Linked DNA regions of Mus musculus: region 1 is linked to region 2. A link is a contact called in ENCODE Hi-C or POLR2A ChIA-PET data. All regions are on one chromosome and are shown on one strand. Each heading gives the region's core, a stretch centred on a gene start or an enhancer-like site at or near the end of the contact. The rest is flanking DNA. Distances are from core to core; before and after follow the strand shown.

Evidence for each region. Hi-C counts contacts between places; a loop is a spot of excess contacts on that map. ChIA-PET counts read pairs that join two places held with the same protein, here RNA polymerase II (POLR2A).
Region 1: a map of v-Abl transformed pro-B cells shows a loop between it and region 2 (2.5-fold over the local background). The contact joins the enhancer-like site here to the promoter of Ints12 in region 2. A Hi-C loop is called at or near these places in 2 of 37 maps with a recorded cell type or tissue (both v-Abl transformed pro-B cells). POLR2A ChIA-PET finds 5 or more read pairs at or near these places in 1 of 5 experiments (Patski).

What each region holds. Positions count from the first base shown.
Region 1 is chr3:132,810,888-132,816,780 of GRCm38, reverse strand. Tbck (TBC1 domain containing kinase) reads right to left here. Exons shown (of 26, transcript NM_001163455.2): 25 at 1,432-1,591. Among named protein-coding and RNA genes, the nearest start is that of Gm30294, 36 kb to the right of the region's middle. Within about 2 kb of position 4,245, at least 1 of the 3 ENCODE cell types and tissues checked has a DNase peak (open chromatin) inside an H3K27ac peak, as active enhancers do.
Region 2 is chr3:133,087,307-133,093,889 of GRCm38, reverse strand. It overlaps Ints12 (integrator complex subunit 12), which reads right to left and starts at 2,035. Exons shown (of 7, transcript NM_027927.4): 1 at 1,914-2,035. It overlaps Gstcd (glutathione S-transferase, C-terminal domain containing), which reads left to right and starts at 2,065. Exons shown (of 12, transcript NM_026231.3): 1 at 2,065-2,310.

The DNA of each region.
Region 1 (5,893 bases), core at 2,996-5,495, 280 kb after region 2:
TGACTCTGAAGATGTCATCTGCAACCCTGCTCTGCTTGGCTTTTGTATGCTGTAGTCTCTGATGTCTTTTTTTTTTTTAAAGTATAGAATAGAGTTTATTCAGGACATGGGGAGGGGAAATTGAGAGGGTAGTAGAGAAAGGGAGAGAGAGAGGGAGAGGGAGAGGGAGAGGGAGAAAGAAACCGAGCAAGCAAGCAGAGGCCGGCTATAAGCACATGGAGAGAGGGGGGGGCGGGGGGGGGGAAATGGAGAGAGAGAGTAAAGGGAAAAGAGGACAGAGTTAGAGCAAGAAAGCAAGAGCTGTCTCTGATGTCTTGTCTTGTCTTTCCTTTCTTTCTTTTTCTCTTTCTTTTGAGGCAGGGACTCTCTACATAGCCCTGGCACTTGCTGTTTAGACCAGGCTGTCCTTGACCTCAAAGAGATCCACTTGTCTCTGACTCACAAGTGTTTGAATTAAAGGCCTGCCTTACCAATCACAGCAGGCTCCATTCTCATTCATATTCTCTCTCTCTCTCTCTCTCTCTCTCTCTCTCTCTCTCTCTCTCTCCCTCCCTCCCTCCCTCCCTCTCTCCCCCCCTCCCCTCATGGTGGCAGTTTTGGTCATCACATGTACTTTTTATTTGTCAGTTTGCTTAGAATTACTCAGCAGTTCCTCTCTCAATCTGCTCAACTCTTGTTTCATGATCTGACGGACACTTGGCCCTTGAGTTTCTGGGTAAAGAAGTCTCCCAAGCCCAACAGGCCCCACCAGGGCAGCTTCAGAGCCTGCGCTCAGCCTTGCTGCTCTCACAGAAGTTCTCTCTGTGCTTTTGAAATGTCAAAAAACCAGTTAGAAAAAAAAAAAAAACAAAAACCAAAAACCCTGAAAACCTATGCCATCATATTAATTTATGTTTCATATAACATAATAATGTTGGTAATGGAGGCAGCTAACTTTATAAAGAAAGGAGGTGTAATTAGCTCATAGTTGCAAAGGCAGGGAGCCCAAAGGCCTACAGTCAGTGCCCACTGTGGATGGTAGTACTGTAGAAGTCCCACTGGTGTTCACACTCGGTCCCACAGGCACTTACATAGACAGACCTCCACTGACCACAGGACTTCCCACTAGGGCCCACTCTTAAGTCCGACCTTTTAGTATTACCCAACTTACAACTAAGGTCTTAACATGCAGACTTTTGACAAACAACATCAGAAGCTACTATTGGGGTTTCCTAAGCTTCCTACTATTCATCCTGATGCTGAAAACTGGACTGTGTGTGGGGGGAAGAAGGCTTCCATAAGAGGCCTGCTCCTCTTGGTAAGAATGCAGACAGATCCATACAGTTAGACTTATCTATGAAGAAAGATAAGAAACTTATCTCTGAAGAAACACATTTTCGACAACCTAGACAGTAGGCAGGAACAGTTGAGGACATCTCTGGGGACACTTACCTCAGCTGTTTGCTTAGCCACGTGGCCTACAACCACAATGACTTTCCCCTTGAAGTTGTGCAGCATGGTGGTGTAAGGGCCTTGGCTGAGCTCTCCTTCTGCCGTGAACGCTGCGCTGAATGGGATGTTGATGCTGCCTGCAATGTGCCCGCGAACGAAGCTGACAGGGAGCTTAAGGAAAACTGTTTTTTAAAAAATTTCCATGTTCACCTGAGTATTTTATTTGAACAAAGTGAGATTCTCTAAGGAGGAAGAAAATTAAATTTCAGAATAAAGTGGAACAGAGAAAGGAAGAGACGTACTCATCAGTGGAAACTGAAAGCAACCCTGACCCAGTTAAGCCATGGTCCTCAACTGGCTACAGCCTGTGTGCTATCATGTTCACCAGCACAACCGGGCATAGTTCAAAGTCCACTGTCTCAGGGCAAATTTGATACTGAAAAATATTTGCAAAGTAGATGCTAAGTCAGACTTCATTTAGAACTGTTAGAGGTCACCAGCCCCAGCTGGAAACTGTTCTGTTGCAGGTTAATGTGTCCAGCAAACTCAGCTGACATATCCATTATTCTGAGTTCATATCCTCCAGAAGGTGCCATATCTTATGCTTCTTATACTTTAGAATTCTGATGCTCAAAGTGACTATCACTGTTAGTTTAGGAAATAAAGTCATCCATTAAGCAGGAGCTCACACACACACACACACACACACACACACACACACACACACACACACTCTTTACTAAGTAATTAGAGTATGATCGGATGAATTAATTAAAAATAGAACTTTGGAAATTAAAAGGACATGGTTATACCCAGAAAACTGTAAAAGAGAGGTATGAGCTACTGGGTAGATTACATTGGTTTGAGAGGATGGGGCGGGGTTTGCTGAGGGGGTGATGGTAAGGTTAAATCCTGAAGAACAGATAGAAGTTAGGACAAAGAAGTGGAAGGAAGTGGAGGAGGGATGGGGAGCTGAGGCGGAGATTTTGTAGTCACAGTGGGGCGGAGGGAGCATATACCCAGCTAAGGCGGGGAAGGACAACACCGTGGAATTTAAGTGTGAGATAAAGGGAGGTGGAGGCTGGACTGTGCCTGTGCTGTTTGTGAGAACGATATTTTTTCTGCCAGTAAGGAAAACCCATGTATTCTAAGCAGAAAAGCAGGATACTGGATTTGCACTTGAGTGCTGCTGTGGGGAAAAGCACAAAGGAAACTGTGTACCTAGTTAATGAGAAATTTGGGTTATAGCTCCTTTCTTAATAATAATCACTGTTGACTACCATGAAAGGCCATCTCTGTATTCAATAGAGCCCCCTCCCCTAAACTGTCACATAAGGGACTAAGACAAGTGATAGTTTAAAAGGCTATGACCCGAGCAAGTACTGTTTCCCCTCTGCATGTCTCAGTGTGGGAGGGAACCATCTATGTTGAAACAGTAGTTATCAATGAGCTCAGGCTGCAGGCTTCCCCGCTCCTCACTCAAGGAGAGTGGACAGATCCGGGCTCCTCCTTTCTAGAAGGTAGCAGGCACAAGAAAACATTTAATATGAATATTAAAAGAAATGTGAGATACAATTCATGTTGGAATCTCAGTGGACTTGCTTAGAGAAGTGTAGAATGGGGAGACTATTTATAAACACAGGTCGAGGACCCTTGAACTTCAGGTGTGCATCACCACTGCCCGGGTGGCATTAGTCTCTCAAAAACAATTATCCTAGAGTCTCAATGGTAATCTTCAGGAACAATGGGGTCTTTAAAAATAAGAATCCTGAAAATACTTAAAAATATTCAGTAGATATCTTAAGAGTGGTATTTAAAATGCCAACCAGGAGTCCGGCCGCTCATTTCTTCTCAGCAGGCCTGCAGCAGCTGCAGTAGGACCTTGTGTTTCTCAGCCAGCACTTCTGGACTGAGATCCACCTGACTTAGCAGTTTTACAGCAGCAAAATCAATGCAGATCTATCCTAGCTAAGCGCAGGGGCAGGCATGTCCACACAGCCCACCTGTTCCTTCCTTCCTGTTTGAACAGCCTCAGACATGCCCTAGGGACAGGGTGCCCCTTGGCCATGATGTTTGTGTTAGATAATCCTACTACTTCATGCTATAGCTGGCAGGGAAGATGGTGTGGAGGGCAGAGCTAGGTACTTGAGGCAAACTTGGATTAATCTTATTTTCTTTCTCAAAAATGAGGAAAGACTCATTAGATGTGTTTAGAACATAAAAATCACATTTGAATGCCTCTATATAGAATAATACAATACCGTATATAAAAAAACTAGAATCATCTACTTTAGAAGAAAAACTGCTCAAAGTTAAATTCTGTGAATATATGGTTTTAAAAGTAATTCATCTGCATATAAATGTTCAACATCATTATCTAAAATCAAAGACACATAGGAATAATTTTTACATGATATTTAGTATATACTTTTAAAGGAGACTTGTCTATATTGCCTTTTAGTCATTAAAAGTATGTTATAAACTTGTTATTTGCAGAATTTTCTGTTAGTTATGCTTTATGGTTTGATTTTTTAAAATGGGGATTAAATGTCAAAATGCTTGACAAAATATGATGAAAATAAGAGTTTTGGAGAAGAGGAAAGTTCTGTCCAAACCCCAAAATACTTCAAGTCGTTCTTCCCATCATGCTTTAGGAAACAAAACACAAAGGAGCAGGGCCTTAGACCACAGTTTCCTCATGTAGAACGGTCCTGGAAACCATCTAAGGACACCCTTCCCAGAACACTGTCAAGAGGCAGAGACTGAGTGAGCACAGATGTTTGGACACACAGGACTGTCAAGCCTCCCCATCTCCTACCCATAACTGCGTTTCTGGCAAACAGCAGAGGAGAAAGAGCCAGGCCTAGTTACAGTCACTGCAATTACAACAAGCAGTCTCTTTTGTCTTAGTATGTTTGACAGGGAAGAAAACAGTTTTGGTTACTTACGGACCTTTGGTCCTCGGTAATTATGTTCATTGCTCACAACACAAATCCTTATCTGGGTGGCAGTAAGATGTATTGGAACTTCTGGACACCGTAGAGGTGATCACATTATTACTGTAACGGGATGTAGCTGAATGTGTTTTGTAAAAACTGTAGATTCAAAATCACAAATACTGAGTATCTTAGTTTCTTGTTTGGTTGTTTTGTTGTTGTTGTTGCTGTGGCAAAATATACTGGGGAAAAAGCAGCACAAGAAAGAACGGGTGTGTTTACCTCCTAGTTCAATCTACCATGACAGAAAAATCAAGGCAGCAAGACGATGAAGCAGCAAGTCACACTGCACCAAGATCAGGAAACAGTGATGTGAACGCCCATGCTCAGTGCTCAGATAATGTCTTCTTTTTCATGTAGCCCAGGACCCAAGCCCGAGAAATGGTACCACCCACTTTTAGCCTCTTTCCCTCTCAATGTGATGTCATACAGGCATGCCTAGAAACGAATCTCTTACAGATCTGTCTGGAGCTTTGTTTCCTAGCTGATTCTGGATAAGCTGACAATATACTGAACACATTTTGTATTTGTGAAGATACAAATACAAGAATATACTTAAGTGTATATGTACACATATACACACGTAAATATATGCACACATATATGTAAGCTTTTTTGTTTGTTTTGTTGTTGTCAAGTGTGCTGAGATAAACTCTCTAATGCTTTAGGTACTCTGGTTTCACTGCATTTTTCTGCTGTGAAAGATGAGTTTGTACGGGATTCTCCTAGCACTGTGGTCTTGGAGCTGAACATACATACTTCTGTATGTAGTTAGGAAAATAATGAGATGCACTGCTTTCCTAATATAGGCAAATACCTATACTTTCTGCATTTAATTATTAAGTTTAAGAATTCCACTGCATGTCAGCTAACTCACAAATATGGGGTAAGTGATTTTCACATTCAGAGATGTGCTACAGTGAGTGCACCACCCCACAGGCAGCTGTCTTCCCTTTAAGTTGCTTTGTGTTAGGTATTGGGTCACAGCAAGGATGAGGGTAGCTAACACTGCCTATACAACAATATACAAAAGTAGTTAAAAAGGATAGGAAAAAACAAGTCCCATGCATTATGCAATTATATCATATAGGTAAATATATGAGTGCTCATATTAACAGTGTTTTATTAGGCACTGCACTCAGGGGTACTAAGCCTCTTCATCAGACCATACCAACTTCACCGCTTATAAAATCCTAGATATCTCTGTGCTGGCCTGTTTTCTGGGCTAGCTAGTTTAGAATTATTTATTTTTAAAATGTATATAAGTACACTGTAGTTGTCTTCAGACACCAAGAAGAGGGCATCAGATCCTGTTATAGATGATTGTAAGGTACTGTGTGGTTGATGGGAATTGATATCAGAACCTCTGGAAGAGCAATCAGTGCTCTTAACCACTGAGCCATCATCTCTTCAGCCCATGCGAACCAATTTAAATAATGTAAACAATGAGCTCCTTAGGCTCATTT
Region 2 (6,583 bases), core at 786-3,285:
ATACTTATTACTGTAAAACTATCAATAACCTAGGATGTGGCAGTGATAGCTAGCGCTGGTGGGAGGGATGGTTGGGGCACACCAGGAAGTACCTGTAGCTATGCAAGACACACTGCAACTGCCAGCCTACACAATAATCTCCCCGCATCGCTTACCTCTGTTTATGGCAGTATGCTATTCCCTTCCTGTTCGGCTTCCACTCTAGAACAAGCCGTTCCGTGACTCTCTTCCAGTTCTCTAAGCATCCTTATCCCACTGCTCTAAGGTTTACCTACTGTGTAGACATGCTTCTATTTGGCATCTTCTCCCGTCTACACCCAAACAAGTGCCACTGAAAGAAATACCATATTCTCTTCCAGGTTATTAGTCCTATCTAGCATGCTTCACACTTAGCATTCTCATGCTTGTTTGGTCAACTCACTTCCCATCTTTCCAGAAAGAACAATTACATTTTCCTACTGAACAGGACCTCTTGCAGCCTCTTGACTCTTTATTTCTCCAAGTCAGTTTTAAGTCCAGCTTCCCTTTTCCAAGTCCCCTTCTAGCTCTAGCTACTCTCCCCTATTTTAAGATCAGGTGAATACAAGAGGGATACTTTGTATTTTTACATTTAAGTTGGTATTGGACCTCTCTTTCCCTGGCTTTCTCATTCTTGCCACTATTGTTCCAATGCTCTGTCTTGCTTTAGTCTCACTACCAATTTGTTCTTCAGCAGTCATGAGCATTTTGTTGTCAAATACCATCTCAAGGCAGATGACTCTGTATGGTTTTTCTCTCACTTCCTCTTATTTCTCTGTTACTCTGAAAACAATGACCAGACTATTATATTCAGCTAACTCACCGAAGTCTAATATTCTTGTCTTTTACTCTACACAGTTCTAGTCACTTCAGCAAAAGGCATTCATGAAATGCAACTGTCTTTTCCTCTCAACATAACTCAAACACAAAAAAGCAAGACAATCGTCTATTTTATGGGTAGGGATGTGTACAGTGCTCTGACCTGCAACATTCACTTTCTACTCTTTCATTTGTCTTTAATTATTAATCTCACTAGTGTATAGCTTTTATGAGAGCAGAAGTTTATGAAGGGGGAATGTGAGGGGGAATGCAGGAATTTCCCTGGCAAGTAGCATTTCACAGGTGTTTTTAAAAAATATTTATTGAATCAACTGGATTTTTGCCAAAATGGTCCTTTTCAAGGCTGCTGTGATGTCCCCAAACAAAATTGAGCACCCCTACCTAAATAGATGCTTTCTCTCAGATCTCTTTCACCCTGCCTACTAGTTTCAAACAAACTTCTAAGTTGATCACCTGCTAGTGCATGAGATAAAGGAAACTGCAGAGAGTGCAATACTCATTACAACACTCGAGACCATCCCATTCGTGTTTCTGCAAGATTCTGTAATCCTTTCCAATTAACTTCTTCTTTCCATTTAGTGCTTCGCCTTTGGGGAAGTCTGGAAACTCAGGATGTAAAAACCCCAATTCCAAAACAAACCCAAGCGCTAGAGAAGCTAAGGAGAGTCAAGAGACACTTCGAAATGCCAATTCTTTGATGGAATCAAAACACACTGGGGGCGGCCTCGAATAGGGGTAAGTCCTTCTCAAGGAGGCCAGAACAGAGATGTAAAACGGGAGCTGTACAGAGGTCTCCGGAACCCTCGGTCAAAGGTCTTGGACAATTCCACGGTCCCGGTCCCCCGGGCCACCGTCCTCGGCGCCCTCCTCACTCAGTCCTTCCAGACTAGGAGGAGCGCTCAGGCGGAGCCACGCAACCACCCCGCAAATTATGAGGTCTCCCCTCCAGCAGGGAGGAGACCGACAGCCCACGGAGCTCCGCTCCGGCCGCCCCTCGCGGGGTCTCGAGCCTCCCCCCGAGGCGCCAGGAAGCGGGGACCCTCGTCACCACTCACCGCTCCGCCCCGCCACTCGGTCGGTTCCCGGTAGCTCTCTTCGAATCCGTCCCCGCCCTCACCAGCTTTAAGAAGAGAGAAACAAAGGTTCCCGCAACAGGTCGGAAGGGGAACGTTTCCGAGTGAGACAGCAGGAAGTGACGTAGGGCACTCCTTCCGGTCCGCCGGATTATGAATGGCGTTGGGCGGGGGACGCGCAGACACGTTGTCTCTTCCTTCTTTTTGCCCCCTTTCCCCTGCTCAGGGCCTCGCTGGGAGGCGAGTGCTCCTCCTCAGGCCGCGGCTTCCAGAAGTAGCCTCGGAGTCCCGGCTCGAGCTGGGCGGGAAGGCGCGGTGGCCCGCGTCGTCGCCCGCATGCTCCCGCGCCCTCCCTGCCTGGCCGCGCCCCTGCGACCAGGTAAAGAGGGCGCTCGGGCCGCTCGTCCCCCCGCCGCCTCCTGAGATCCGCGCTCGCCCTCAGGGGTCGGCGGGGCTGGGCTTGGAGGCCAGGGTGGGACCGGTGACGGCTCGCAGCCCTTGAGAGTCTTGCCAGCCCCACATTCACCGCAGGCTTTTGCTGTGGGTGCAGATGGACGGGCTTCGCGCCGTTCCGCTGAGTGACGCGTGGGCCCCTCGGCTGCGAGCCATCCCTCTAGTCTTTTCCCTGCGTGGGTAGAGCAACAGGGCAGCTTTGCCTGGTAGGGGGTTGTGTGGTCGTTTTGAGTTAAGTGCAGGAAAAAAGACCTCTTGGAGCACGACTTAACTTTCCCCAAAGACATAGTTTTACGTCGCAGCCCTTCCTGATTGGACGCTGTACATGCGTACTATTTTACAGTTAGGATCTGCTGCATTTGGGGACATTTGCTATCCCCACCAAAGCAGCGTTGCCCTTCCATTATTAGCACGAACAGAAAGCTTGAGTTTGCACGAGAACTGCTTTGGCTTAAATTAAAAAAGAAAAAAAAAAAAAAAAGAATACCCTAATACATACCTCTCTAACTTTGACTGGGGAATTACACCACCCCATCTCCATCCCCCGCCATACTCACCACCAAATCCTTTGTCATAAATTCCTTAAGGTCAGAAAAAATAAACGAGTGTATCTCGTACCACATTATTGCTAAAGATGGTGGCATTTGTCAAGTTTCCCTCGTGCTGTCCCACAATTTAAAAAGCAAGAACTGGAAGTGACTTTAAACATGTAAATATGGTCTTGAAATGCCATGAGAATAAACTGTTACAATACAACTGATTTGCTGTCATATTTAGTAGATCAAACTTTAAGCTATATGAGTGTTAAACTGCACTTTGAGGAGCATACACTGCCATTGACGCTGCTGAAATTGTGACTCAATCATTTTAAAGAGGCCTAACTTCAAAAAGGAGATTGAGGTTTGAACGTTGTTCTATAGTACTAATGAAAAACACCTTTAAACTAGTAAGGGGCCATGAAGGGGTGGGCTCTCAAGGAAGGGAAAATGGGATGCAGTGAGGTCCGGGGCCGGGGGAGTGGAAAGAATACTATGTATTTCCCCATTTCAAACAAAACTAAAAGCTTTGTGGTTATGGACTTAAGGAGTTTTGTTTTAAACCTCTTATGTTTTCTAGCTTTTGTTTCAACAGCACATGGTTTTAAATAAGCACAAACAATAATCCATTTGGCCTTATTAATAGCAGTAATTTAGTAGCCATAAAAACATTTGGGACTTACCCTGGTGTCCATCAGTATTTTAGACTGTTGCCTGGTATGTGTTGTTTTTATCCTTGAATGCAAAGTGACTTACTGGTTTCTTCTATGAACATTTCTTGGGAGGCAGGAGTTAAAAGCTTTGTAATCATAAAATAAGTATTGCTTGCTGAGGTAACTCAGTATTTTTTTCAGGCTTGATGGTATTTTCAGCATTTACATTTTATGCTGTCCTTCCCTGTTAACTGCACGTATTATGACTTAATAACAACAGACAGTTCTTTGAATCTCCAGAGAGATTATATATTCTTCTATAACTAAGATTTCAGTAAGCATTTCCACTTCCAAACTTTTCTTACTTAATAAAAATTTCTTGCCCTGGGATCCAAATAGCTAATTTTAATCATGGGTTAACTGCCCCTGAATTATAATCCTACATTACATAGTATGAACTCTAAAAGCTGTATTTCTTTCTTGGACTTTTAACTAGAGGTAACTGACTATTATTTATTTATGAAGAAGCACTTTTAAAAATCTGTATGGTAATAAAGTGGGGTCTGTAACCAAATAATGCTGCTTTGTTTAATGTCTAAACCATGAGCTAAGTTGTACATTCAAAATATTGAAGATTGTCTGATGCAGAGAATTGAGCAGCTTTAAATTTAGATTTCAATATTTGAGAGAAATCAGTAAATGTTCATACTCGTTAACTATGTCAAACTTTTTATTTTATAAAATATAGTCTGCTAATATGTATATTGGCATAAGAATTCCCAACAGCATTTTATGACTCCTTGGGTTTAAAACCTCAGTATTAAATTTATCAGTGTTTGTGGTGCAGCACATTTAAGTTCAACATAGTCCACACATTTTGTTGGAAGAAGTTTTCAAATAAAAAGCGCGAGTTGGATTTTTCCCATTAAAGTTTATGCGTTTTAATAGTGTCCTTAGGTAAAGAATTTGTGCATTTTAAAGAATAGTAGGGGGTGAGGTCTAACTCAGTGACAGAGTACTTACCCAGCATGAGTGAGGCCTGGCATTTGAGCTGTAGCACTATTCAAAACAAAATAAAGAAGGTAGGTAGCATTTTTCCTCAGGGCTCCCTGTCAGTTACCATGGCACAGAGGATGGAAGGTGCTGCTGCTATTACTGCCCTCATTCCATACGGGAGAAAATGAGGGAAAGTTGGTTTTTTTTCCATTAATTTATTTATTTATTCACTTTACATCAGGATTGTGCCCCCACTCCTCAGAGTCTCATCCTTACAAATCCCTCCCCTCCCCACCCCTCCCCTTCTCAGAGAAGGGAGCCCCCTCTTAGGTACCAGCCTTCCTGGGACATCCAGTCCAGCAGTACTAAGCGCAGCAGTGTGGGTGCTAAGTGATGAGATTTTGGTTCTATTTCAAAGAAGGAGATAGCAGGTGTGAGAGATGAAGGAATTGGGTGAGACTTTAGGCTTGGAGGTAGGTGAATGGTGTTGCTATTTCATCAGCAATGGGGCCAGGAAAGAAAAATGAACACATTTAGAAAAATACCCAATTGAAATGTCGAGCCTGGAGCTCAGGCAAGATGTGCCTGAAATAAATGTAGGAGTCGGATAATATTTAAAGCCATTGGCACTGCAGAGCACATAGAACAATGCTGTTGAGATGTGGCTTGTGTACTGGTAATGGGCCATGAAATCAGTCAACAGTCATAACGTAAAAGAAAAGGGAAAAACAGCATAAATAATCAGATTTATTCCATGCAATAGAGTAAGTACTCATGACATTATATCAGGTTTTGCTGTTGCAATTTTCTGGCAGGAAATATTATATATATATATAAAGCCAGTCACTCTCTGAGCTATGTCTTAGCCTTTTGGATTTTAAAACAGCCCCTTCTTAAAATCTCCAAGCTTGCTTTGAATTCACCACATAGTCCAAACTGGCCTCAAACTTGTGATCCTCCTGTGTTACTAGATTTGAGCCAGAAATCATTGAGGGAGCTGAAGAATATGCAGTAAATGGAATCAAGAAGCGATGACAGAGAATTGTGTCCAGTGTTAAAAACTGGCAGATAACTAATGCTTGACATGGAGGTTTAGGAGGGGGGCATCCTTACTGAAATTTTTTGTTTTGTTTTGTTTTTTGTTTTTTCGAGATAAGGTTTCTCTGTGTAGCCCTGGCTGTCCTGGAACTCACTCTCTAGATCAGGCTTGCCTCGAACTCAGAAATCCGCCTGCCTTTGCCTCCCAAGTGCTGGGATTAAAGGTGTGCTCCACTACTGCCCGGCACTGAAAATATTTTAATAACATAATTTCTGATTATTTTTATTTTGATAAGATTGTTCCTACTACAATAAAATGTGCTTTAATTTAGGCTATATTCTGATAGTATTAATATTTTCTATTTATGGGTTTTTGAGACAGGTTCTCGTTAACACAGGCTGGTCTCGAACTGGCTATGTATTCTACCATGACTTTGAACTCCTGATTCTCTTTTCCTCCACTTTATAAGGGCAAATAGTATTTATTCTAGAGAATTTTCTGAGTGTTTTCAGAATAGATCCCTTTAGATTCAGTTACTACTTTAGGTTTTTTTGAAGCAGGTTCTTTCTTCAGTCTTCACTGTCCTGGAACTCACTATGTAGACCAAGCTGGCCTTGAACTCACAGAGCTCCTCTTGCCTTGAATGCTGGGATTAAAGAAGTGAGCCATGCTTGGCTAATATTTCTTAATGTAAAACAAAATAATACAAAATACTCAGCAATATTTTGCTGCATAACATAACTTTTGCTCTGTCATGAATTGTAATTTATTGTTTAATATCCTGACCTTGCCAAATATCCTGACCTTGAACTTTGAACACAAAACATTCAAATTGCTTTTTAAAATTCTAGTTGATAAAGAAGTATGTTTAAAGCTGGGCAGTGGTGGCGCACGCCTTTAATCCCAGCACTTGGGAGGCAGAAGCAGGTGGATTTCTGAGTTCCAGGACAGCCAGGGCTACACAGAGAAACCCAG